Regions from separate parts of the Homo sapiens genome. Here region 1 is linked to region 2. Evidence: chromatin loops called from intact Hi-C (ENCODE). Cell type or tissue: MCF 10A. All regions are shown on one strand. Each heading gives the region's core, and the rest is flanking DNA. Links, peaks and the distances in the headings are about the cores only.

Region 1 (17,351 bases), core at 4,449-12,448, 54 kb after region 2:
GGAGAAAAGACTGAAGTCCCTGAGCAAGAGGGAATTCTGTTTCTAGCTGCCTTCAGACTCAAGCTGCAACATCAACCTTCCCCTGGGTCTCCAGCCTGCTGGCCTGGCCTGCAAGTTTCAGACTTGCCAGCCCCCACAATCTTATGAGTCAACTCCTTAAAACCAATCAGTTTTCCTCTCCTTCTCCCTCTCTCCCCTTCTCTCTCCCTCTACACACATACCTCATTGGTTCTGTTTCTCTGGAGAACCCTAATATAGTATACAACAAGAAGCAGCATGCTGAGGGTGAAAGAAATGATTCATTCAACTGAAGGCACAGAGAGGTGGAATTGCTAAGGGCATTGCAGAGGTTTCCTGGAGGCGGCTGCTTCCATATGTCCAGAATGAAGACGATTTAGACTGCGAGAATGGATCTGGAGACCAGCAGTGTCTGGCAACAGTTGGTCCTGTGAGTGCAGATGAACTATTCCAGAGAGATTGGAGAAAGGAAACAGGATGTGAGGGCAGAGCTACAGGCAACAGCGAGCAGACGAGACAGAAAAGGAGCAGAGAGATTATAGAAAAGCCACCAGAGCGCCATCACAGCTGCGAAGACAAAGGGTTCTGGGAGGAAGTGGCTGACAGAGTCCAAGGTCACTGAGATATCAGGAGGGATTAAGTGCTGAACAAGTCACTGGTGACTTGGTTGAGTGCAGGTTTTGCACAATGGGGAGGAGACGAGACAAGAATGTAGAGGACTTGTTATTGACAAGTTTGCTAGGAAGGCAAGGAAGGGAGATATGTTGCAGCTGGAGGCAGATGTGGGGGAGGAGAGGGGTCCTGCTTCATTCTTTCTTTTTTTTTCTCCCCTAAATGGGAAAGTCTTGAGTGTGTTTATTTTTCTATTTTTATAATTAAAAGAATTTTTTTTTTGAATAGACACCGGGTCTCACTATGTTGCCCAGGCTGGATTCTAATTCCTGGGCTGAAGTGATCATCCTGCCTCCGCCTCCCACAGTGCGCCACTGAGTGTTTTTAAATGCTGCTGCAAAGGAACTAGTGGTGCCTGGGCGGGGGTGGAGGAAACAGGAGTAAGAGGCCGACTGAGGTCTCAGGGGTGACAGTGCCACCTGATTATCCTTAGTATTTTCTGACTAGGCTTCTCCAAGAACAAATAATAATTTCGATTTACATTTTGGAAGTTTTCCAGGGAGAGAGGTTTGACCTGAGGAGACAAATCCCTTGGCGCTTCTTTGGTGCTATCTGAAAACCAGGCTGCTTCGCCGGCCCTGGAGGGAACACATTTTGTAATTCCATAATATGTTCTTTCATTTCTCAAATCTTTTTAATCTTTTTTGTTTTCCTAATCTTTTTTTTTTTTTTTTTTTAGACAGAATCTTGCTCTGTTGCCCACGCTGGAGTGCAGTGGTGCAACCACAGGTCACTGCAGCCTCAAACTCTCAGGCTCAAGTGGTCCTCCCACTCAGCCTCCCCAGTAGCTGGGACTGCAGGTGCACCCCACCATGCCCAGCTAATTTTTCTGTATTTTTTGTAGAGACACGGTTTTGCCATGTTGCTCAGGCTGGTCTCAAACTCCTGGGCTCAAGTGATCCACCCCCGTTGGCCTCCCAGAGTGCTGGGATTACAGGTATGAGCCATCGAGGCCGAACTTCTTCATTGTTAGACATCAGGTGCACAGAATAGGAAAAATCATAAGCATTCATTCATGACATTCTCTTCTCATTGGTCCATATTTCTCCTGCTTTAATTTAGTTAGTTATTCATTAGTTATTTTAAATAGTATAATGGCATCTATGAACCCACAGACCCCTCCTCCTGCTTCCCCCAAATCTGGGCAATGAATTCAGAATCCAGTTCCTCTCCTTCCTTTCTTTTTTATATTGCTTTATATTTTCTATATGTGTTCCTTAAATGTACTTTTAAAATTTTAGTTGTTTTAAATTTACAGTCTTTTGGGTCTATATTTTCTATATATCAAATTGCCAAGCCTCATCCTTTTGTTGAAGGCAGCTATCATCCACTCTACCTGACTGCTGTGTAATATTTCACTGTGTGAATAGATCATTGTAGGACACAGAATTTGAAGATGGCTGCCAAGATTCTGGGCCCTGGGGAACATACAGTGTTCAAACTTGAATCTAGGTGCTACTGTGATGGGTTTTGCAGACATAATTAATGCCCTTCATAATTTGCAGACATAATTAATGCCCTTCCTTGATTAGATCAAGGAAGGGAGCTTGATCTAATCACATGAACACTTTAAACCTGGGTCTAGAGTCAGAGGCAGGCAAGTCAGACATCCAAAGTAGCAGTGAAAATCTCCTGCCAGCCTTGCAGAAGATAACTTTCATGTCGTGGAAAACACCATGGGGCCAGCAACCTCTAGAAGCTGAGAATGGCTCCAGCTGACAGCTAGCAAGATGGTGGAGACTCACTCCTTCACCCTCTAGGAACTCAATTCTGCCAACAACCAGTGAGCTGGGAAGAGGGCCCTCACCTTCAGATGAGATTGCAGCCCTGCCAACACCTTAATTTCAGCCTGGTGGGCCCCTGAGTAGAGAACCCAGCCATGACATGTCCAGACATCTGACCTATAGAACTGAGATAATAAATGGGTGCTGTTTCAAGCCGCTACGTTTGTCATTTGTTACGTAGCAATAGAAAATGAATACAACCATAGTTTATTCTTCTCCCTTTTCTTGATGAGCAGTTGAGTTGTTTCCAGTTTTTGGTTATTGAGAACTGTGGTGCTATGAACATTCTTGTATGTGTGCAAGCATTTTAGGTATAATTCTTAGAGTGAAATTGTTATATCATAAGATATGTGAATTTTTTTTCTTTTCCTTTTTTTTTTTTTTTTGAGACGGAGTCTCGCTCTGTCTCCCAGGCTGGAGCGCAGTGGCATGATCTCGGCTCACCGCAAGCTCCCCCTCCCAGGTTCATGCCATTCTCCTGCTTCAGCCTCCCGAGTAGCTGGGACTACAGGCACCCGCCACCTTGCCTGGCTAATTTTTTGTATTTTCAGTAGAGACGGGGTTTCACCGTGTTAGCCAGGATGGTCTCGATTTCCTGACCTCATGATTCCCCGCCTCGGCCTCTCAAAGTGCTGGGATTACAGGCGTGAGCCACCGCACCTGGCCTAAAAATGTATCATTTAAGTTTTCGAGGCATAACTTTCTGTATTCATTGGGTGAAGTTCAAATCTTTTACATTCCTGCTGAGTTTTTTTGTTTACTTGACCCATTATTTACAATGATATGCTAAAATCTCCCATTGTGAAGGTGGATTTATCAATTTATCTGTATATTTCTATCAATTTTTGCTTTATATATACTAGGGGAATTAAACTTTTTATCATTTTGGGGGCCCTCCTCATCCTTCATATTTTCTGATCTATTTTATATACTATGACTGACCATACGTCCTGATTTGCCTGAGACAGTCCTAGTTTACTCTGTCTTTTCCTGATATAATTCTTAAATAATACCTTTTACTCTCAAAGGTATTCTGATTTAGACAATTATATATAGTAAATCTAATTTTATATAATTTAACATTATGATACAAATATTCCTGATCTATACTTTTAAGTCCAGGCAAGTGTAAGTCTCTTTTTTCTTGTTCATTGGTCTTAGAATTTTTTTTTTTTTTTAAATCAGAGTCTCGCTCTGTCACACAGGTTGGAGTGGAGTGGCTTGATCTCGGCTCACTGCAACCTCCATCTCCTGGGTTTCAGTGATTCTCATGCCTCAGCCTCCTGAGTAGCTGGGACTACAGGTGCACACCACCACATCCAGCTAATTTTTGTATTTTTAGTAGAGATGAGGTTTTGCCATGTTGGCCAGGGTGGTCTCAAACTCCTGGCCTCAAGCGATTCTCCTGCCTTGGCCTCCATAAGTGCTGGGATTATAGGCATGAGCCACCACACCCAGCCTGGTCTTAGAATTTTAAAAATTTGTTGTTTACTACAACCAACTTTTGTAAGGTATTTGATTATTTTTATTTGTTTCTCCAGCAACTCTTTGATTTGTTTCTCTACTTATTCAAGTTTTGAGGTCTTATATGACTGAGAATATTTGTTTCATGCCCTGATACTTAATTAAAGGGCAGTTTGGCTGGATGTATATTTCTAGGTTCTAAGGTCATATCCTTCAGTACTTTGCTGATACTGCTCCATTGTTTTCCTGGATCCACTGATGCTGTGGGGAAATCTGGTGTCATTCTCGATGTTGGTCCTTTGTATGATTTACTCTGCAGAATTTTCTTTGTCTTTCATAGTCTCATATTTTACCATAGGGTGTGATATATTTTTCTCTTTCTTCTCTTTGTCATTCTGTAGGCCCTTTCATTCTGAGGTATTTCTTTTTTTCTTTTTGAATTCTAGGAAATCTAGCTTCATTATTCTTTCAAATACTTCCTTCTTTTCATTTTATTCCTCTGACTCTCTGAGCCTTATCATATGGATGTTAGCATTTGTATGTAAATACTCCATTTTTTTGGCTTTTCTCTAATATTTTCTATTTTTTGTCCCTCATTTGAAGAACTTCCTCAGTTTGAACTTCCAACTCACTAATTTGTCCTTGAGTTTTATTCATTCTACTGTTTAGTCACATTTGTGAGTTCTTTCCTTCAACTACTATATTTTTTATTTCTTATGCGTGGTTCCTTTTTAATGTTGTCTTAGTATTGTTTCATTTCTCTTTATTTCCTATTAAGCTTATTAGGCTAATTTTAACTTCTTGGACTTTTCCAACATTTCCTCTTCTGATGGAATCTATAATTCAATTTTTTTTAAATGGTTTACTTCTCAACTATCTTGCTATCTTGACCTCATTCTCCATGGCAGTGGCGAGGTCAGTTGGCTTCTCTGTTAGGCAATATCTATGGAGAGATGGGGTGGGGACAGATCAGTCCCAGACAACTGCGCCACCCTCAGTTACTCCACACCCAGCAAAACAATGTTTCAGGTCAGTGCTCCATCTTTGGTCCCCAGGGAGGAGTGGTTTAGAAAGGGGCACTTTTTGGTTCTCAGTTCCCCTGGCCTGAGGGTTTGGAAGGGGTGGTGTTAGAGAAGGAAGCAACTGCCTAGGGTTTTTCTTCCCACCTGTTTTTTCCAGCTCCTCACAGGCACAGGACTTGTGAGATGCCTGAATTTTACTCCTGGGACATCTGGACACAGGTCTAAGTCATCATCAGGGTAGGGGCAGGCACTGTTTGTCCCTAGCATTGGTGAGGGAAGGGGCAAGGGCAGACACCCATAGTTCCTTTTCTGTTTTACCCTTTCCACAGCCACCCACTGATCCTGCTCCTGGCCAAAGTCCCCTGGCCCTTTCCCAGCTGTTTCCCTCCTGACACATCCCATGGATTTTCTCAAAATTTTGTCAGTTCTCTCTTTATAGTTCCTCCAAGGTTTATCTTAGGGGAATTGGCACTAGATATTTACTGAATGTCCGTTTGCAAGACACTGTGCTGGGAGCCGCAGCACCCATAGTCAATGAGGCTGGCTCATTCCTTGTCCACAGGGCTGCTTACAGAGCAGTGAAGATGGACATTAAATACTTTTGCAACTAGGTAATTCATGACATTTGTGGTCAGTTCTAGAAAAGAGACAGTCTAAGCACTTTGAGAATGCACAGGGATTTATCCAGGGGCCTGGGGAGGCTTCCTGGAAGAAGCAGTGTTGAACCGATGGGGAAGAGTGTTGGAAGAGCGATGGAAGAGTGTTAGGCATCGGCCATGGGAGGGAAGGGCAGGTGGGGAGGAACCTCTCAGGCAGAGGGAAGGGCATTCATTAAGGTGGGGTGGTGGAAGGGGAACAGAGCCATTGAGGAACTGGCAGGAGGTCAACGTGGCCAAAGTAAGGGGAAGTGACGCTGGAAAGGAAGGCTCCGGGAGACGCTGCAGGGCTGTCCTCAGAGGCAGGGCTAAGGATTTGGGCTGTAGTCTGAGAGGAATGGGAAGCCACTGGGGAGTTTAAGCCAGAGTGATAGGATCAGAGCAGCTGTTTTGAAGATGACGTGTTGCAGTGAGGATGGGGGCTCTGAAACAGGCAGGAATGAAAGCAGGGAGACCCGGGAGGGGCTACTGCAGGAGTTCAGGTGGAGATGACAGTGGCCAAGATTAGCGTGCTGGCAGTGGAGGGGAAGAAAAGTGGATGGGTGTTGCAGAATTTAGGAGCTGGATTGGTAGGATTTGGTGATTAGGTTGGGTGTGGAGGGAGAGGCAAGTACAGTCTGCCCTCGATATCCGTTGGTTCCACATCTGAGGATCAACCAACTGCTGATCAAAAAAATTTGGAAAGAAAGCCCCGATAAAACAATACAAGAATAAAAATAATACAAATTAAAAATATAGCATAACAACTATTTACATAGTATCTACATTGTATTAGGTATTATAAGTAATCTAGGGCTGATTTAAAGTATACTAGGCTGGGCGCAGTGGCTCATGCCTGTAATTCCAGCACTTTGAGAGGCCGAGGCGGGCGGATCACGAGGTCAGGAGATTGAGACCATTCTGGCCAACATGGTGAAACCCTGTCTCTACTAAAAACACAAAAATTAGCTGGGTGTGGTGATGCACGCCTGTAATCCCAGCTACTTGGGAGGCTGAGACAGGAGAATCACTTGAACCCGGGAGGTGGAGACTGCAGTGAGCCGAGATTGTGCCACTGCACTCCAGCCTGGCAACAGAGCAAGACTCCATCTCAAAAAAAAAAAAAAAGTATACTGGAGGTGTGCATAAGTTATATGCAAATACTATGCCATTTTGTATTGGGTTGGTGCAAAAGTCATTGCGGTTTTTGCCATAAAGACGAAAAAGGCAAAAACTGCAATATTTTTGCACCAACCTAATACAAGGGGCTTGGGCATCTGTGGATTTTGGTATCCCTGGGGGCCTGGAAACAATCCCCCATGAATACGGAGGATTGGCTTTATATAGATGACTCCCTTTGCTTAAATACCTGGCTTCATGGTGATGGTGAGCATAGAGGAAGGACATCTTGGAGAAGAAGCAGATTTACAGAGAAGATGATGAGTTGGCTTTGGACACGTTGACTCTGATGTGCCTGTTAGATGTCTAAGGGGAATACCAGTGCTCAGACGAGAGGTCTGGCTGGGCAGGCCTTGGCTGGCAAATGGTAACCGAATCTGTGGGAGTGGATGCCATTGCAGTGTTTCTCTATGGAGTGTGGGTATTGGCATGCGAGGATGGACAGTTCTTTGGTGATACTGCCTTCTGTTTGGTCCCTCTGCCGCCATCCACTGAACACTAGTAACACAGCATCCACGCTGCTGTTGTGACAACCAAAGCCACCTTCACACATTTCCCAATGCCACTTCCCCTTAAGAACTTGTAGTCTAGAGAGAGAATCTAGAATGAAACATGAAAAAGGCCTATATTGAGATGTTGTAGAGCAGGGGTGTCCAATCTTTTGGCTTCCCTGGGCCACACTGGAAGAAGAAATGTCTTGGGCCACACATAAAATACACTAACAATAACGATAGCTGATGAGCTAAACACACACACACACACACACACACACACACACACACACACACACACACATCTCATAATGTTTTAAGAAAGCTTACGAATTTGTGTTAGGCTGCATTCAAAGCTGTCCTGGGCTGTGGGTTGGACAAGCTTGATGTAGAGGAAGAGGAAGTGGCAAAAAAAAAAAAAAAAAAAAGAAAGAAAGAAAAAGAAAAGCTGAGAAGTGGCCAGAGAGGGGAGAAAGACCAGGTGTTACACAAAGCCCAGAAAAGAGGGTGTTTCTAGAAGAGACGAGGAAGGCCAATTGTCTTGAACCTGTTGAGAAGTCAAGTGGGTACCTAGCAATGATGAGGTCAGTGGTGTGTGGGGAGGAGTGTGAGCTAGCGTGGGCTGGGGTGAGATATGAGTGGTGACCTGGCAGGGGTGGGTCTTTTGTTCACTCCTGTGTGTGCAGGTCCATGCATTCATACGTGATCACTGCACATCCTGGATTTTCTAGGACAGTACCATTTAAAAAAATGTAATTCTGGCTGGGTGCGCTGGCTCATGCCTGTAATCCCAGCACTCAGGGAGGCTGAGGTGGGTGGATCGCTTGAGCCAAGGAGTTCAAGATCAGCCTGGGCAACCTGGTGAGACCCTGTCTCTACAAAAAAATACAAAAATTAGCCAGGCGTTGTGGCACACAACTGTAGTCCCATCTATTTGGGAAGCTGAGGTGGGAGGATCACCTGAGCCCGGGAGGTCATGGCTGCAGTAAGCCATGATCACACCACTGTGCTCCAGCCTGGGTGACAGAGTGAGACAAAAACACTTAATTTTTTTTCTAACAAAGGCAATTCATTAAAAAGTCACTTAAATAGAATTAACTTTATTTTGTTGTAGTTTTCATAGAAATCATATAAAACAGAAAAAAATAATCAAATTAAGACCCCCTTGTCTTAAGTCTTAGTTGAGGAAAAAACCTTTTTTTTTTTTTTTTTTTTTTTTTTTTTTTTTTTAAAGAAACAAACCCAACTGAGGCCAAATATTCTAGTGATGCAGGCATTGCTCAGACGTGGTCTAAGAAGCGTGCAGCAGCTTCAAGGGGAATTCTGGAAGGGAATTCCCACATTTTGAGCAGTGGCCACATTCCTGGGATAGGCGTAGAAGAGGAAAGCAATCTTGGCCCAGGTGCTTCTGCAGTGCCTCTCAGGAGGTTGAATTATCCACTAAGGCTGAATAGGGGCCCTGGTCTTAGCGCCAGAAATGTGTCTGCCCGGAACAGGAGATATGATCATCTGGGTTGAAAATTAACTAGGGAAGGACATGGTCCAGATGATTAAATTCCTCAGCAACCACCGAGTCATCATCTAGCAGATTCAGTCATGGGCTGTGGACTTCAAGTGTGTATTTTTCAGCCTGTAATGTCTCAAGTTGCTCCACTCTGTACTTCTGTGTATGAATCACCAGATATGATGGATTTTGCCCTGTGTTTATAGCTTCACCTATTAATAGCAGGGTTGACAGTTGAAGAAAGTTGAAGCCCAACACACAGACACACACACACACACACACACACCCACACCCACATCAGCACTTATCCTTGTGCCACATGCTCTACTTTATCCTATCCTATCCTATCCCATGCCTTTCTTTTTCTTTTTTAAAAAATGTTGTCTGAGACTCACTAATTTGATGTGTCATGACTCAGCTGTACTTTGGAAAACATTGATTTTAGAAGGCGGCAAAAGAAACCTGCAGGCCATTGTGAAATGAAGGGGTGATTAGAAACAAAAACCAGTGAGGTTACTTCTTAGGTCAAACGGAGCTGTGCCGACACTGTGAAAGGGTCTCTCCTCGGGCTGCCCTTGTCCCAGCTGGTGACGAGGCTCTGCTTCTCCCATTCTTGGCCAGGGCAGCCCAATAGTAAGGTGGCCTACTGCTATGGCTATGTCTCAGGACAGGGCACCCCTAGTGTGAGGCTTACCCCACTTAGAGGTCAAGGGCAGACCACAGGTCAAAGCTCCATTTCACAGACGTTTAAGGGTTTCCTTTGCCTCCCTCCAAGTCAGTGTTTTCTGAACCCCTGCTCAGGCCTATTAGTGGGTCCTGAAATCAATTCAGTGAGTCCTACTAAGAAGAAATGGCATGAAATGGAACAGAATAGAAAATAGCAGGGCACATAGTACATAGGAGGGAAGTAGTGACCTGTTTTGTGTGTGTGTGTGTGTGTGTGTGTGTATGTGTGTGGTGTGCATATGGTGTTATTGTCGGGGGGCTGTGGGGTATGTGGTATGTGTGTGTGCTGTGTGGGTGGTGGATGTGGTATTTGTGTGTTATGTGTGTATGTGATGTTTGCATGGTGTGTATGTGTGTGTATGATGTGTGTGCCATGGTGTGTGTGATGTGGGTGAATTGGATTGTGATCAGAAGTGGCTTGACCCCGAGGCTAGAACTTCGGCACCCCCCACCCCAACACAGCCCCGAGTCTGTTGGGGTTGGTGATGCGATCTCACACCCCAGTGTGGGTTAGGTGACCCTCCAATAAAGCCCACAGTACCCTGCATTTCCACCATCGTGACATTGCGACCCGGTACTGCGGGTTTGCTTGTCCCTCTGTGTGTGTTTATTGGGTCCCTCTGGTGCCTCCACACGGTGGCATCTAACATTACTGAACTCGCTCCATGCTGGGCACCGCTGTTCGTGCCTTCCAGCCACGAATTCAGTGACTCATTCTCTCACACCAACCCTAAGAGTCAGCTACTATTATCACCTTCCCTATATTGTGGACAAGAAAATAGAGGCCCAGAGAGGTTAAATAACTTGCCCAAAGTCACACAGTAAGTGGCGAATCCAGGATTCTAACCCCAACGTCTGGTTCCAGAGCCCCTTTTGTGACCACAATGCAGAAGGCATTCAATGAGAATTGGTTAAGATTGTTAAGAGAATGGACATTTTGAAACTTAAAATTACAATTAAAATATGATTTTTAAAAAGGGTAGATCTTATTAAAGAGAGGGTTCAGGGGAGCTGCTAGAAAGGATTGGAAATGACAGGTGGCATAGGGGCTGGAGGGAGCTGGAGTTCCCTACAGATAGATGCCCACCATGGCACTGAGTGGGTTAGAGGCAGCGTGGGGTGTGGGATTGAGGGGTTAGGAGAGGGCTGCAGTGAGGGTGGGCACTGGGTGGCAAAGGAGAGAGGGAGAGAGACAGAGAGAGCACAAACTTCTGCCCCCTGAGGGAGGGCATCGGGAAAGGGGTGTGGGGAACAGAAATGCCAAAGCACTATTGTGAGGTCATTTGCTGTGGAGTATGTGCCGTAATTACTGAGCCACACCCCACCCTGCCTCTCTACCATACTTTCCAAGGAGCCCACAGTGCTTCTTTTGTGTGAGTGGATTCCTCTGGCAGACTTGAAGAAGTCCTGAGGTTACAATAGTGTAAATGGGGAGATCCAAAGACAGGATGCAGGGTCCATGAGTTGACATCTTGGGTCGTATATTAAAGGGGCTGAGCCAATGGCACTTCCATCTCCAAAGGGAAAGGCCCCTGCTGACTTCTGCAGTCTCGAATCAATGGCTGAGAGATTCAGTGTTAATTCAGAACTACCTGCTGTTTCATTAGACCTGCCCCTATCCCCCAACCCAGAGGGGTGTGGAAAGCTTTGCATTGGCCAGGAGTTGTGGCTCACGCCTGTAATCCCAGCACTTAGGGAGGCTGAGGCGGGAGGATGGCTTGAGCCCAAGAGTTTGAGGCCAGCCTGGGCAACATAGGGAGACCCCTGGGGGTCTCTACAAAAAAATTTAAAAATTAGCCTGGCATGGTGGTGTGCACCTGTAGTCCCAGCTACTCGGGAGGCTGAGGTGGAAGGATCATTTGAGCCCGGGAGGTTGAGGCTGCAGTGAGCCATGATCGTGCCACTATACTCCAGCCTGGGTGACAGAGCGAGACCCTATTCAAAAAAGAAAAGAAAATAATAAAAAAAAAAGGAAAAGAAAAGAAAGGAGCAAGCCTCCTCGCCTTTTGAACCCAGGCACTGGCTTTCAATCTCTTTGAGAAATTAAATTACACCTCTAACATCCTGGTACACTCAGCAAGTCACAGTAATCTTATGGTAAAGTGAGTGCACATAGAATCCTACTTTAAGCAAAGGGCTGTTCTTTCTGGGTCCCATCTACTATAATGGCAGTGGTCATGGTCTATTTTGCATGAAATCTCTTATACATGATTTTGTAAAGAAGGTTATAACAATATTTTTCTAATGATGTTTGTTTGCAATAAAGTGATTGTAGAGCAAGATAATCACTTTATTGCAAACAAGCATCATTGATAATTATTTAGATACATTCATGCATCCTTAAGACAACCCTTCAGATATGGGTAGATTACATTTTGAGACAGCAGGGTGAGGTCTGTAGTGGGTCTATAAGCCAGTTAGCATGATAAGGGTAACCGCCATCATCCCAGCTCCAAGGCTGTAAGTAAGGGATGTATGGGACAAGAATCTGTTTGCCTGGGGAGGCTGAGGATGCGCCACTGTAGTCAGAATGCTATTGTCTAACCGTGGGGTTGATGAAGCACATCTGGTCCAGTGAGTTGTTCTCTGTGCAAATCCAGGCTAGCCAATCAGCAGAACTGCCAGGCCTTGGGTGTGTAAAGTTGGGACAGGAGAGGGGGGAATCAGAGGGAGGAGAGTCTATAAGACTGGTTTCAAAGATGTCTGGAATGGCTCCACTATCTTGTCCTTAACATTTGCCATTCTCCATTTGGTGGCCTCTGCAGATGGCTGCCAGCCACCCTGCATGTGTCTATCTTCAAGACTTCCTTCTATATCTAGATATGTGAACTTGCAGGATCTGCTGAAGGCAGGGACTCAGGTCTGAATTTCTTCCCATCTGAGCACACCATGGATGTGTGCCAATGTGGTGGTAGGACAAAGACTTTAAACCATTGACTTATTATGGGAGTCAACACAATGGGCAATCTAACCTATAGAAAACAACAGAAAAACATTTTGAAATGTATACATGTTTGAAAGGCTACTATATATAGAAGTCTTATCCCTCAGTGCCTCTGGGGGATAGGATTCATATATATATATATATTGAAGCCCAAATATCTATATGTTGAAGTCCTATCCCCCAGTACCTCTCAGAATGTGGCTGCATTTGGAGAAAGGGCCTTTAGGAAGGTAATTAAGGTAAAACGAGGTCATGGGGAGAGGGGGCTTTAATCTGATATAACTGATGTCCTAATAGGAAGAGGAGATTAGGACACAGACACAGAGGGGTGACCATGTGAAGACTCAGAAATCCGCCATCTATGAGCCAAGAAGAGAGATCTCAGAAGGAACCAATTCTGCTGACACCTTGATTTCAGACTTCCAGTCTCCAGAACTGTGAGAAAATACATTTCTGTTGTTGACGTCACCCCTCTATGGCAGCTCTAGTGGAATAATACTAATAACAGTTGCTGTCTTAGCAGGGCCTATAGCTCCTTTCATGTTAGGAAACGGCTCCCTCTGCTGGGTCTTTGTGTTAAAAGCCAAATGATGCCCTGAAAACAATGACTCATGTTTGGACGGTGCAGAACAAAGTGCTTAGATTCTTCTTTTACAGAATCTATATAGAATAAAGAATGTAGAATCTTTGTAGAGTTCTTTGTAGAATCGATCGCCTGTAATCAGGGTTGATATTGACAATATTTAGCAACTGTTGCGGCTCTCTACTGTGTCTGCCATTAACCCTGTGGATGCTGGACTGTGAGGCTGGGCTGGGGATGGTCCTGGGGTGGGACTCAGTGGACAGGGTAGTGTGGGGAGGATTGAGATGGGGACATTCAGGGAAGTGACTGTGTACCAACCAGTGCAGAAGGATCAACCAGGCTGGAAGATACAGTCTCAAGGCTGAAGATCCGTGTGTCATCATAAAAAAATAGTTTCCTAATATCTGTTCTATAAAACTATCTTTTTATAAAACATCTTCAACTTAGTCTATTGCTCCTGGAAAGAGCCCACAAACAAATATGCTCTTATAAGCAAAAAATCTCTTCCTGGTATGGTTCACGGCTCTCCAAGACATATTCCTTGTCAGTCGGATTCATGCTATTATCCTCACTCTCCTCCTGGCAGTCAGGTTGTGTTGCTGAAACTATAAACACCGCAAGTCTGGAGATAAGATTTGGTGAATTGCAGTTAGAATGTTGAATTTTCTATCACTTTCCGCCTTGTGTTATTGCTACAAAACCAAACCTATCTATCACGCAGCAAGCGCTAACCACAGCAGCCTCTGTGTTTCTACCCTAGTTTTTGATTCTCTATTGTCCTAGTCTCTTGCAGACTAGAAATTGTAAGAGGAGGCATGGTTAATTGAGGGTGGGGTAGAAAGAAGGAAAAGAGGAGGCTAGCAGGGTAGAAACATAGATGATATTGACACATTGAGAAGAGATTGCTAATCTACCATCGTCATTGCTGGGACTCGAGAAGGGCCTTACTGGGATCCAGCCAGGATTAGCTCAGCCACTGCTGCTGTGGTTAGGGTTTGCTACACGATACTCTTTTGAACACATGCCATGGGGACAGTTCTGCACTTCTGCTCCCGTCTGTGGTGTGACAAGGCCGGCTCTGTTCCCTTTTTCCTTCTCAGTCTTAGCTTTTGAGACGCCATGAAACTGACAGTACTGGTTCTGATTATGTGCAAAAACTGGATTCCAACTGCCAAGCATTTCTTTCTCAACTTCTGATTAGCTGCAACTTAGTAGTCATTCAACCTTGAATAAAACAATTTCACCTGAATATAAAAACACGTTTAAAATTAAGAAATTGCTTGCTTACACAATATATTATTCTTTCTTTTTCTGGCATCTTCCTTGCGGTTTAGATGTCATATCGTAACTTCTCCTTCCCCAAAGGGTCAATCCAACTCTAGTGTCTTGTTCCATGTGGGTCTTTTGTTCCTTCCACCCATAATCTAAAGGTCCCAAGGCACTTCCCCTATCCTCCCTCAGCCAAGCTTCATCCTTGGGCTCTGCCCTAGAGTAACTCAGCTGACATCTTAAATATGTCTGATCATGCTAGTTTGTATAATTCCTGTTTTCTGCATGCAGACTATGTGTTTTTCCTAACACACCAGCAAATATTTAGTAACTTTAAATTTATGTGCCAGTATTTTGCAAAGTGCAGTGGGGGGGTACAAAGAATTGAAAACCTGATCTCATCAACTGGAGTTGACTACACATATGTAGGTACGGGAAAGAGTAAGATATAGAGGGTACCACCTGTAGCTGGAGTACCTCCAGCACCGGGCGATGCTTCCCACTTCTCTCCTCTGTAATGCACAGGAAACATTATATTTCCAAATATGATGCATTCCCATGGGTAGCAGTTGCTCTGCCTCTTTCCCAACCAAGAAAGCCTATGGAATTTAGGGATTGTTGGGATGTGATCAAAGGGACAACCTTAAATATCCACTGTTTCTAAGAAGGATCCTTGTTTAGACACTTAGGAACAAATTAACTTATCCCCCTTATCCTGCCCAGCATCCATCAGTGGGTTAGGGAGGTATGGCAGAGGATGGCTGGCAAAGATAGGGCCATTTTCTGCATACAGATCACACTGCAGAGAAATAAACTGAGTTCCCTAGCGGCCTTTGCCTCTGCACTGCTGATTGCAGTTGGTGCCACACTGTGCCAAGTGATAAGCTCTTGAAAAGGAGCAGTTGCGTCGTGTCCTCAGAGGAGGACTGTGTGGAATGTTTGTGTCTGCATATTCAAGCTTGTTGCCAGATCTGCTGTTTCTGGGCCTCTCTCATTCTCAACTTCCTTGTGTTGAAAAATGAAGATATGAATTCCTCTCTCACAAGGGCTGTTGTGGAAATTCAATAAAAGTAATTTTGTGAGAGCTTTTAGCACGGTGCTGGCATTCAAGTGGTTGGTTGCTCAATAAATATTTGCTGGGTGAAAAAAATCTGATATTTACTTCAGAGTTCACTATGTCATTTTTCTTAATGAAAGTATATCCAAGTAGATATCTTGCTAAAATAAGAACAGCTGGAAACTATCTTAAGTGGAATTGCCTGAAGAAGAGGTGTGTCCATTTTCATTGTTTTGTAGAGTTTAGTTCATCCAGCATATCCCTCGCTTCCTTTCCTTCTTTATAGGGTTCCACAAGGAGCTTTGCTGTGGGCGAACTGTTAGCTGGAGCTGTGATAATTAGGCCAAGGTCATGCATCTGTCCCTTGTGGGCCAGTTAGCTCAGCTTGGCTCCATGTCCATACGCATTGATCTTAACCCAGCGGCAGACTCACAAGTGTGTGACCGCATCCCAGAGGACTGCGGGGGAAGGGTTTCTGTGGATCAGGGCAAATCGCTCCTGCCGGAGAAGCACCTTCACGGTCAGCTCTCTTATGGTTATTATGACCTGAAGGTGGCGCTGTTTCTCAAGGAAAACTGGCGTAGGGTCGCCGACAGTCTATTTTAAAGTGAGTGTGAAATGATAGAATGTCAGAGTTGGAGAGAATCTGCGAGGTAATCTTTGGATCGATTTCCTCACTTTCCAGCCAAGGAAACAGATCCAGAGGGATAAAACTCTTGTCAGAAGTCACACCACAGATTCCTGACAGAGGCATGGCTAGACACGGGCCTCCCAGGTCATAAACTTTTACAATTTTCACTGCACTAAGGGTTTCCTGATCCTAAATGGTATCAAGCAATTAATAATGCTTAAAAGAAAACTGAATGAATCATTGATAACTAACCTGGTGATATTGTCAATGAATTAAGTTACTGAATTTCAAATGTCTGTTATTTCTAATCACAGGTCAGATTCAAGTTGTTTTGGCTTTTACTACAAAAAGCATCTTTACATATATCTGCAATTTAATGGATAATTTATTTTCCCTTTCCATACATCTGAAAGAAGAAACATAATTGGTATGAACAGCACTTAATTCCAGACTGACTTCTTTTGAACTGTAGGTAAGCATTATTTGTTTGAATGATTACAATTGAGACAAAATGTGGGTTTTTAACAGCTGCTCACAGATTGCAGGCTGATAATGACAGTAACTCTATGGCAGCTATTTGTAACCCCTACCCTAGTTCATAGAAAGAGAAGCATATTAGACAGTGGGCATGGCAAGTACCTCTCCGCAGGTGTGTACGGAATCAGAATTCAACTTTTAGAAGATTTCTGCTCTGAAAACAAATTATTTTTTAAAGTAAGCTTTTACTTATTTTGGGGGGTATGGTGAGTACTTGGGAACGTGAGAGAGTGTTTCCTACTTTTCTCATGGTGAGAGTTGACAAGATGTGAGGTTTGGAGCCTGTGTTGTAGAATTCAAGGTCATCAAAAAAGGCAGGTCTTGTGGCTCTGCTTGAGGCATGAGTTAAAACTTTTCTTATCATCCTGATCAAATACAGTTGTAGGAGTTGTCGCAGGGAGATTAGCACCCTTTCTCCAGTTCATCTTGGACAGGTGGTTTTTATTATTCTTGTATTTGGTTTTTATCCTCTTTCTTTCAGAGCTAAGGGAGACTCATCAGAATGGATGGTTTCTGAAATAGGAATCTATTCAAGATTTAGGAATATAGAATTTTTATTTTTTAAAACACATTACATTTCATTACACTGTCCAATGATATAACAGAACCACAGACTTTTCTGGTTGTGTCCTGCTCTTTATTTTTACCTGGATCCAAGCTTTCTTCAATGATTCTCTCTCTCTCTCTTTTTCTTTTTCTTTCTTTTTTTTTTTTTCTTTTTTGAGTTGGAGTCTTGCTCTGTCACCCAGGCTGGAGTACAGTGGTGTGATCTTGGCTCACTGCAACCTCCGCCTCCTGGGTTCAAGTGATTCTCGTGCCTCAGCCTCCTGAGTAG
Region 2 (8,000 bases), core at 1-8,000:
AAGTTAAGAAACTTGCTCAAGGTTTGTGACTAGTGAGTGGGAGCAGCTGCCTTTCAAACCAGGCAGGCTGCTGGCCACATAGACTATGTTCTGACTTACTCCTCTTAACTTCCTCTCCTTTGGCTGCTTCTTTATATTTTTAAGATATTTATATATTTTTAGAGCTAGGGTCTCACTCTGTAACCGAGGCTGGAGTGCAGTGGCGCAATCACAGCTCACTGCAGCCTCCACCTCCTGGGCTCAAGCAATCCTCTCACCACATCCTCCTGAGTAGCTGAGACCACAGGCATGTGCCAGCATGCCTGGCTAATTTATTTTTATTTTCTCTAAGACAAGGTTTCCTTATATTGCCCAGGCTGGTCTCAAACTCCTGGGCTCAAATGATCCACCCGCCTCAGCCTCCCAAAGTGCTGAGATTACAGGCGTGAGCCACTGTGCCTAGTCCTTTTTAAATCTTTTTATAGGATAAATCCACTTTGTGTATATGTTCCACTGACATAATCCAAAACAAAAAGACGATCCATATAAAAATGTTTATTGTACTATTCATCATCACCAAAGAAAAGAAAAGGAAAAGAAATCCAAATGCCCTTTAGCTGAGAAATGGTTAAATGAAAAATGGTATGTTAATAATAATGAAATTCTACCTGATCATTATAAATTATGTGATGAAGTATAAAAACAAAACAAAACAAAACATTGCTGAGTGCAGTGGCTCACACCTGTAATCCCAGAACTTTGGGAGGCCAAGGCAGGTGGATCACTTGAAGTCAGGAGTTCAAGACCAGCCTGGCCAACATAGCAAAACCCCATCTCTACTAAAAATGCAAAAATTAGCCAGGTGTGGTAGCACACGCCTGTAGTCCCAGCTACTTGAGAGGCTGAGGCACGAGAATTGCTTGAGCCTAGGAGGCAGAGGTTACAGTCAGCTGAGATCACGCCACTGTACTCCAGCCTGGGTGACAGAGTGAGACTGTCTCAAAAAAAAAAAAAAAAAAAAAGGAAAGAAAACATAAAATGCACAGATGCACAGATACACTTACAACTGCACATGTATATATATGTAACTAACCTGCACACTGTGCACATGTACCCTAAAACTTAAAAGTATAATAAAAACAAAAACAAAACAAAAACCCTGCAAAATATACATTTATAGATATGGAAAAGAACTCAGAGTGAGAAAGCATTTTGGTGTTTATAGAAAATGAGATTTTCTTCTGTGAAAATATTTATATAAATACAAATTCTTAAGTTAAAATAAAAAACAAAGATAGAAAAAACAAAACAAAACAAAAAAACTACCTACCAAGACTTTGGGGAGGCTATTTCTTAAGCATATATAACCAATCCATTTCAGTGTCACTATGGTGCTTGTCAAGACCAATGCTATCAAAAACACAGTAATTATTCCTCCTATTTTGGCAGATTCTGCTGATTCTGTTGATGAAAAATTAAATGACTTTATTTCAAAAAATGCAATAAACAATTGCAGATGGAAATAAATGTACATTGGCCTGGTGTTACAAGATGATCAAGAAACCAAAGGTTTGAAAAAACAGTTTTATATTGAGAAATACCAGAGACTGGAGAATTATCTAAGTGTGCATTTTTTAAACAATAAAATAGACTTAGCTTTTAAAAGTAAAATTTCCTTCAGTTTATGTTCTATAACTGCACTGTACAGTGGAGTAGCCACTGGCTGCAGCTGGCTGAATTTAAATGATTAAAATTAAACAGAATTAAGAGCTCGGTCTCTCAGTCACATGAAACACATCTCAAACGTTCGGTAGCCACACTGGTTAGCATGCGCTGCGGGCAGGAAGAAGTGGGGAAGGAAAGTTTGCTTGAAAACAACCAACTGGGTCATTCTGAGGCTGGACTTTAGCCACGCTGGGGCCACAAGTCAGGGCTCTGCAGAACCTGCCTTGCTCTATTAACAGTTCCCCTTAGTTTCTCATCAAAATTCCTTTTGGAAAATTTCAGCTTTTTGACTGACCATAGTTATTTTCCTGAAGTGCGACCAGACTGAAAAATCAGTAGTTATATCACTAAGGCTCTCTTGCACTTCCAGAAAGGTCTTCATTAGTATTAATCCTCGAACTATAGCCTCAGGCAAAAATAGATAGAGGGGAGAAAAAAGGAAATCAAATGGATTATGTACTCTAAGTCTTCCAGAAGGTTAAGGAATGAATAGAAAGAAGTTCAGTAAAAACCCTTGATAGTTCAGTAAAAACACTGTTAGATAGCACAGGGTTCAAGAATCCACTCTCACCTCCATCAAGAGTGTGAAGGATTGGATTGTCATATCAATGACAGTTCCAGAATCAGATCTAGCCACAGAGGCACGCCTTTAGGATACAAAATTCTGACATGTATAGCGTTTACATTCTTGAAAGGGGTACTGTAAACCAAAGTGATTTCACTGGTGAAGGAATGGCATAATACAGAGATTGTGACTCATGTACCCATCCAACTTGCATATAACAGCTACAATGCACTCTATGTCCAAACCAAATTGTGTAAATTGTAGTTAATATGCTAGGATAATATTCCTCAATTTGGGGTATTCTCATGAGTCTGAGAATTCTTTAGGAGAACTTAGAATTTTTGTTTGTTTTCAGCTTGATGATAATCTAAAAAATAGAAATCTCACTTGGGGTCATGACAATTATACATGCATGCTATTTTTAAATATTCATATTTGAAAAGAGATGAATCCCATCAATGTTCTGACTCAGAAAGGAGAAGCTGTGATTGAATGTTACTGCTGTTAACTATCTTCTTCATGAAAGATGGACCAGATCAACCCATCTTGGGAAGGAGAGACCAGGTCGTGTCTTAAAAATTTGGCCTTGGACAAACCTGTCTGTCTCTGGATTCACTGTGGAGATATTTTAAGCAAAAAATAAGAAACCTCACAAGCAGAGGGCTGAACTGAGCAACGGGGTTGGTAATATCTGATCACAATGATCTTTAATGGAAAAGATAAAGAACTTTATGAAAAGACTGGCGATGACTAACATCAGTCTCTTATAGTTCCTCCCGTACTTACCTCTCTGGAACAAGTAAGACCGCCTCTCCCCTGGGTGACTGCAGTAATCAGCCCAGGGGTCACCTGGCTCCCACTTCAAGGCATGTGGATGGATGTTCCCTTTACATCCCACGTCAGATCACGGAGAGCAACCTGCTCACAACCCTCTGAGGGTCCCCATCTCTTGCAACGGCTTCTAAGTTCTATGTCATTCAGGCTCCTCCATCTTTTCTGACCAGAACTGTTACTATTCTTCCCTTGTTCAGTTCACTCCTGCCGTGCCGTGCCAGGCATATCCTGCCTCGGGCACTTGGCACTTGCTGAACCCCGCATATGGAACTCCTTCCCCTGATAGGTTTGCGTGACTCACTCCCTCACCTTGTGTTTGTTTCCCATTGCCACCGTAACAAATGATGCAAAGTTAGTGTCATAAAACAATATAAATATATTATATTAATAGTTCTGGAGATCAGAAATCCAAAATGGGTTTCACTGGGATAAAAAATATCAAGATGTTGGCAGGACTGAACTCCTTATGGAGGCTCTAGGGGAAAACCCATTTCTTTGCCTTTCCCAGCTTCTAGAGGCCACTTGCATTCCTTTGCTCATGGCCCCCTCCTTCATCCTCACTCTGCGACCTCTGCTGCTGCTGTGAGAGCTCCTTCTCTGCCTCTGAGTCTCCTGCTTCTCTTTTTGTTGAGACACAGTCTTGCTCTGTAGCTCAGGCTGGAGTACAGTGGTACCATCTTGGCTCACTGCAACCCCCACCTCCCGGGTTCAAGAGATTCTCCTGCCTCAGCCTCCCAAGTAGCTGGGACTCCAGACGCATGCCACCACGCCTGGCTAATTTTTGTATTTTTAGTAGAGATGGGGTTTTACCACGTTGGCTAGGCTGAACTCGAACTCCTGACCTCAGGTGATTCACCTGGCTCGGCCCCCCAAAGTGCTGGAATTACAGGCATGAGCCACTGCGCCTGGCCAAGATCTTCAATTTCATCACACCCACAAGCCCCTTTGGCATAGAGGTTAGCCTGTTCACATATCTGGGATTAGGATGTAGACATCTTTGGGGGCCATTATTCTGCTTACCACATCTCCCTTGGGTCTTTATTCAAATGCTACCTTCTCAGGAAGGCCATCTGTGGCCATCTGTGGTGGATGCTGTGGGTGGCCTGCCCATGTCCCCTTTTCCAGTCAGTGCACACCCACTACTGCTGCCGCACGTGTCTGCTGATATCTCTCAGAGCTGATCCTTCTCTAAGTGAAAGGTGAGGCCAGCTGGACTTCCTGGGTGGAGTGAGGACTTAGGGAACTTTCTTGTCTTACAAGAGGATTGTAAAACGCACCAATCAGGGACTTTCCTGTCTCACAAGAGGATTGTAAAATGCACAAGTCAGCATTCTGTAAAACGCACCAATCAGCACTCTAAAACGCACCAATCAGCGCTCTGTAAAATGCACCAATCAGCAGGATCCTAAAAGTAGCCAATCACGAGGAGGACTGAAAAAAGGGCACTCTGATAGGACAGAAACGAACACGGGAAGGGACAATAAGGGAATAAAAGCTGGCCACCTCCAGCCAGCAGTGGCAACCCGCTCAGGTCCCCTTCCAGGGTGTGAAAGCTTTGTCCTTTCGCTCTTCACAATAAACCATGCTACTGCTCACTCTTTGGGTCTGTGCCATCTTTAAGAGCTGTTAACGCTCACCAGGAAGGTCTGCGGCTCCATTCTTGAAGTCAGCGAGACCACGAACCCATTGGCAGGAACCAACTCCGGACACATAAGGAACTGCCCTTGCCCAAAAGGGGGCTGCCTCATCTGGAGGCCATGCCATAGATCACCACCAGTAACTGACTGGCTGCTGACTTGAGGATACAGTTCACGCTTCCGAGAACCCCTTGGGATCAGGCTCAGCTGAGAGCCACATGCCTGCTTAATTTCTCTCTCCCTGTACCTACCTGTTCCCTCTTTCCCCTTCTCCTAAGATGCCCCCACCAATAAATCACACTTGAATATGAATTCACATCCCAGGCTCTGCTTCTAGCAAATGCAAATCAAGACACTATCCTATTAAAAACAGCAACCTGCTCTCCTCAACCTGACATCCCCCTCACCTCCTTTCCCGCATAATTTTTTTCCATGGTACTTACTTAACATACTGTCTATTTTACATGTTGATCTTGTTATTCTGTCTCCTACTGCAATGTAAGCTCCACAAGGTGAGAAGTTTTTAATCTGTTTTGTTCACTGCTAAATCCTCAATATCCAGAAAAGAATCTGGCTCATAACAGGCCCCCAATAAACATTTGTCAAATGAATGAATAGAGCTTTTCCTTAGGGCCTTAATATTAATAAAAGAGACAAACCATTAGTTTTAAGGCTTGACAAGGGGAAGGTGTTTCTCCAGATGTCTGGGCTAAAATCCCCCCATATCAGTCTGCCCTAGGATTGGGTCACAGTGCTTACTGCTGAGCCTATGTTAATGCTGGTCTCAGGCTATCCTTCCAAGACCCCTCACCATCCAAACCTGTCTGGTTTCTGAGTTTGGCTGGTTGAGGGCACGTCAGATGGCAAGCAGATAGTGACAGAGGCCACGTTATCTGAACCTATTTGCTTCCTGAGTTTCAAACAAGAATTTGACATCAGGTACAGTATTTGGATAATTAAAGAGAGCGGTACTTGACCTATCTCGGGTAATAATCAAAGAATGAGGGCTGACTTGATGTGCAACATGACGCATTCACGCCAAGTAAAAATGGAATGACCTGAGAGGATGTTGTTACATGAACATCTTAGTAGGTGAAATGGAAAAGAGTCAGGGGAGAAAGTGAGTCATCACAGAATTCATCAACCTCCAAGGAGCTTGTGCCTTCTCATCAGCAACACATTCACCTTGGAACTGGGGACTGAGTTTCAATAAACCACCATCTGTCTGCCAGGTCACTAATTTCAGTTTTTATTGTCTATAAGAGTTTCGTTTGTATGTAAGATCAATGATATAATAAAATATACATATATATCCAGTCTTTGTCCCTAGTTCCTGGAGCAGAGCTTCAAAAACCTGTGGAATTTCCTGAACGTTAGGAGTGTCTTTTGTTAACAAGCCTCTTTTAGGGGCCACATATGAGTTTATGCTTGTGAGGTGATGGGGCAGGGTGTGGATAGCTTCAGGATGAGGGCTGGTCCCTAGAAAAACTAACCACATGATCAGACGGTTGGAACTTCCAGCTCCCCCATTTGACCTCTATCCAAGGAGGGGAGTGGGCTGGAGACTGAGTTCAATCCTGCAGCCAGTAATTTAATCAATCACACATACATAATGAAACCCAATACAAACTGTGAACACCAAGGGTTGGGGAGTCCCCAAATTCATGAACAGATGAATGTACAGAGAGGGTGGTACACCTGACTCCCCAGGGACAGAAGCTCCTGCACTTGGGACCCTTTCAGACCTTGTCCTGTGCACCTCTTCAATGGCTGTCCATCAATTCCTTTATAATAAAATGGTAATCATAAGCCATAACACTTTCCTGAGTTCTGTGAGTCATTTTAGCAAATTATCAAACCTAAAGGGAGGTCATGGGAACTCCTGAATTTGTAGCCAAGTCAGGTGGAAGTGCAGGGAACCTTGTCACCCATGACTTGTGGCTGGCATCTGAAGTGGGGGCAGGCAGTTTTGTGGGACTGAGCCTTTAACCTGTGGGGTCTGTGCTAACCTGGGGTAGTATCAGAAATGAATGGAATCATTGGACAACTAGTTAGTGTCAGATAGCTGGTGTTAGAACAAAGACATGCACATTTATTTTGGATTTATATTTTTGAAAGAGCTATAGTCAGAATCTATATGCAGTTTTAAGTTTGCCTGTATTTGCTGACATAAAAATAACTTACGCTAAAGGTGTTTGACATGTTTTTTCCTTTAGAACCAGCCTGTGCATCATCTGGTCTTGAGGAACACTAGAGAATCAAATCATATTGCCCTGTAGTGAAGCCAACACAGAGCACCGTTATGTGCCAGGCAACGTTCCGTGGCTCACTTCATTCACAAGTGACCATATCACTTTGTCAATGAAAAGAGCCAAAGTCAGTAACATACTTGAAGAGATTCAGTCTGAGTCAAATATGAGTGACCAATGGCCCATGACACAGCCCCAGGAGATCCCGAGAACCCTTGGTCAGGGTGCAGCTTGGTTTTATACATTTTAGGGAGACATAAGGCATCAATCAATGCATGTAAGATGTACACTGGTTCAATCTGGAAAGGTGGGACAATTCGAAGTGGGGGGGCTTCCAGGTCATAGGTAGATTCAAAGATTTTCTGATTAAAAACTTGGAATTAATAAAAGGAAGCATCTGGGTTAAGACAAAGGGTTGCGGAGGCCACGGTTCCTATTACGCAGATGAAGCCTCTGGTAGCAGGCTTCAGAGAGAACAGACTGTAAATGTTTCTTACTGGACTTAAAAAAGTGCCAGACTCTTAGTGAATTCTCTCTTGGATCAGGAAGAACACCTGGACTGGGAAGGGGGTTCTTTATAGAAAGCAGATTTTCCCTGCAAGAGACAGCTTTGCAGGGCCATTTCAAAATATGTCAAAGAAATGTATTTTGGGGTAAAACACTTTGGTTTCTTTTAGGGCCTGCTATCCATCATGCTGGTATTAGTGCTACAAAGCATCTTTTTGTCAGTCTTAAGGTTTCTGTTTTAATATTAGTGCTGGCCAGCTGTGCCTGAATTCCAAAGGTAGGAAGGTCCCGTGAGGCACGTCTGGACCACTCACTCCCATCATGGCCTGAACTAGTGTTTCAGGTTTACTTTACTTTACTCGGCCCTTGGCTGAGAGGAGGGATCCATTCAGTTGGTTGGGGGGCTTAGAATTTTATTTTGGTTTACAACTAAAGTAATTTCTTTATAGATCCTACCTTATTTTTATTCTGGTAAATCAGAACATTAAAGATACTTCCATTGGT

Evidence for each region. Hi-C counts contacts between places; a loop is a spot of excess contacts. Peaks named below come from ENCODE experiments on the same cell type or tissue, not always from the same donor. Only the 100,000 strongest peaks of a DNase experiment are listed, where the experiment ranks them.
Region 1: it touches region 2 in a loop (9-fold over the local background); 36 of 110 quality-filtered maps call a loop at or near these places.

What each region holds. Positions count from the first base shown.
Region 1 is chr21:33,195,603-33,212,953 of GRCh38, reverse strand. No RefSeq gene overlaps it. Among named protein-coding and RNA genes, the nearest start is that of IFNAR2, 26 kb to the left of the region's middle. RefSeq lists a silencer at 7,256-7,315. In MCF 10A, for the core only: no CTCF peak of the experiment used is centred there; a DNase peak (open chromatin) is centred at 8,923.
Region 2 is chr21:33,254,037-33,262,036 of GRCh38, reverse strand. The region is part of intron 7 of IFNAR2-IL10RB (IFNAR2-IL10RB readthrough); the gene reads right to left. IFNAR2 (interferon alpha and beta receptor subunit 2) reads right to left here. Exons shown (of 9, transcript NM_001289125.3): 8 at 1,310-1,440. Among named protein-coding and RNA genes, the nearest start is that of IL10RB-DT, 8.2 kb to the left of the region's middle. In MCF 10A, for the core only: no CTCF peak of the experiment used is centred there; DNase peaks (open chromatin) are centred at 296 and 3,366.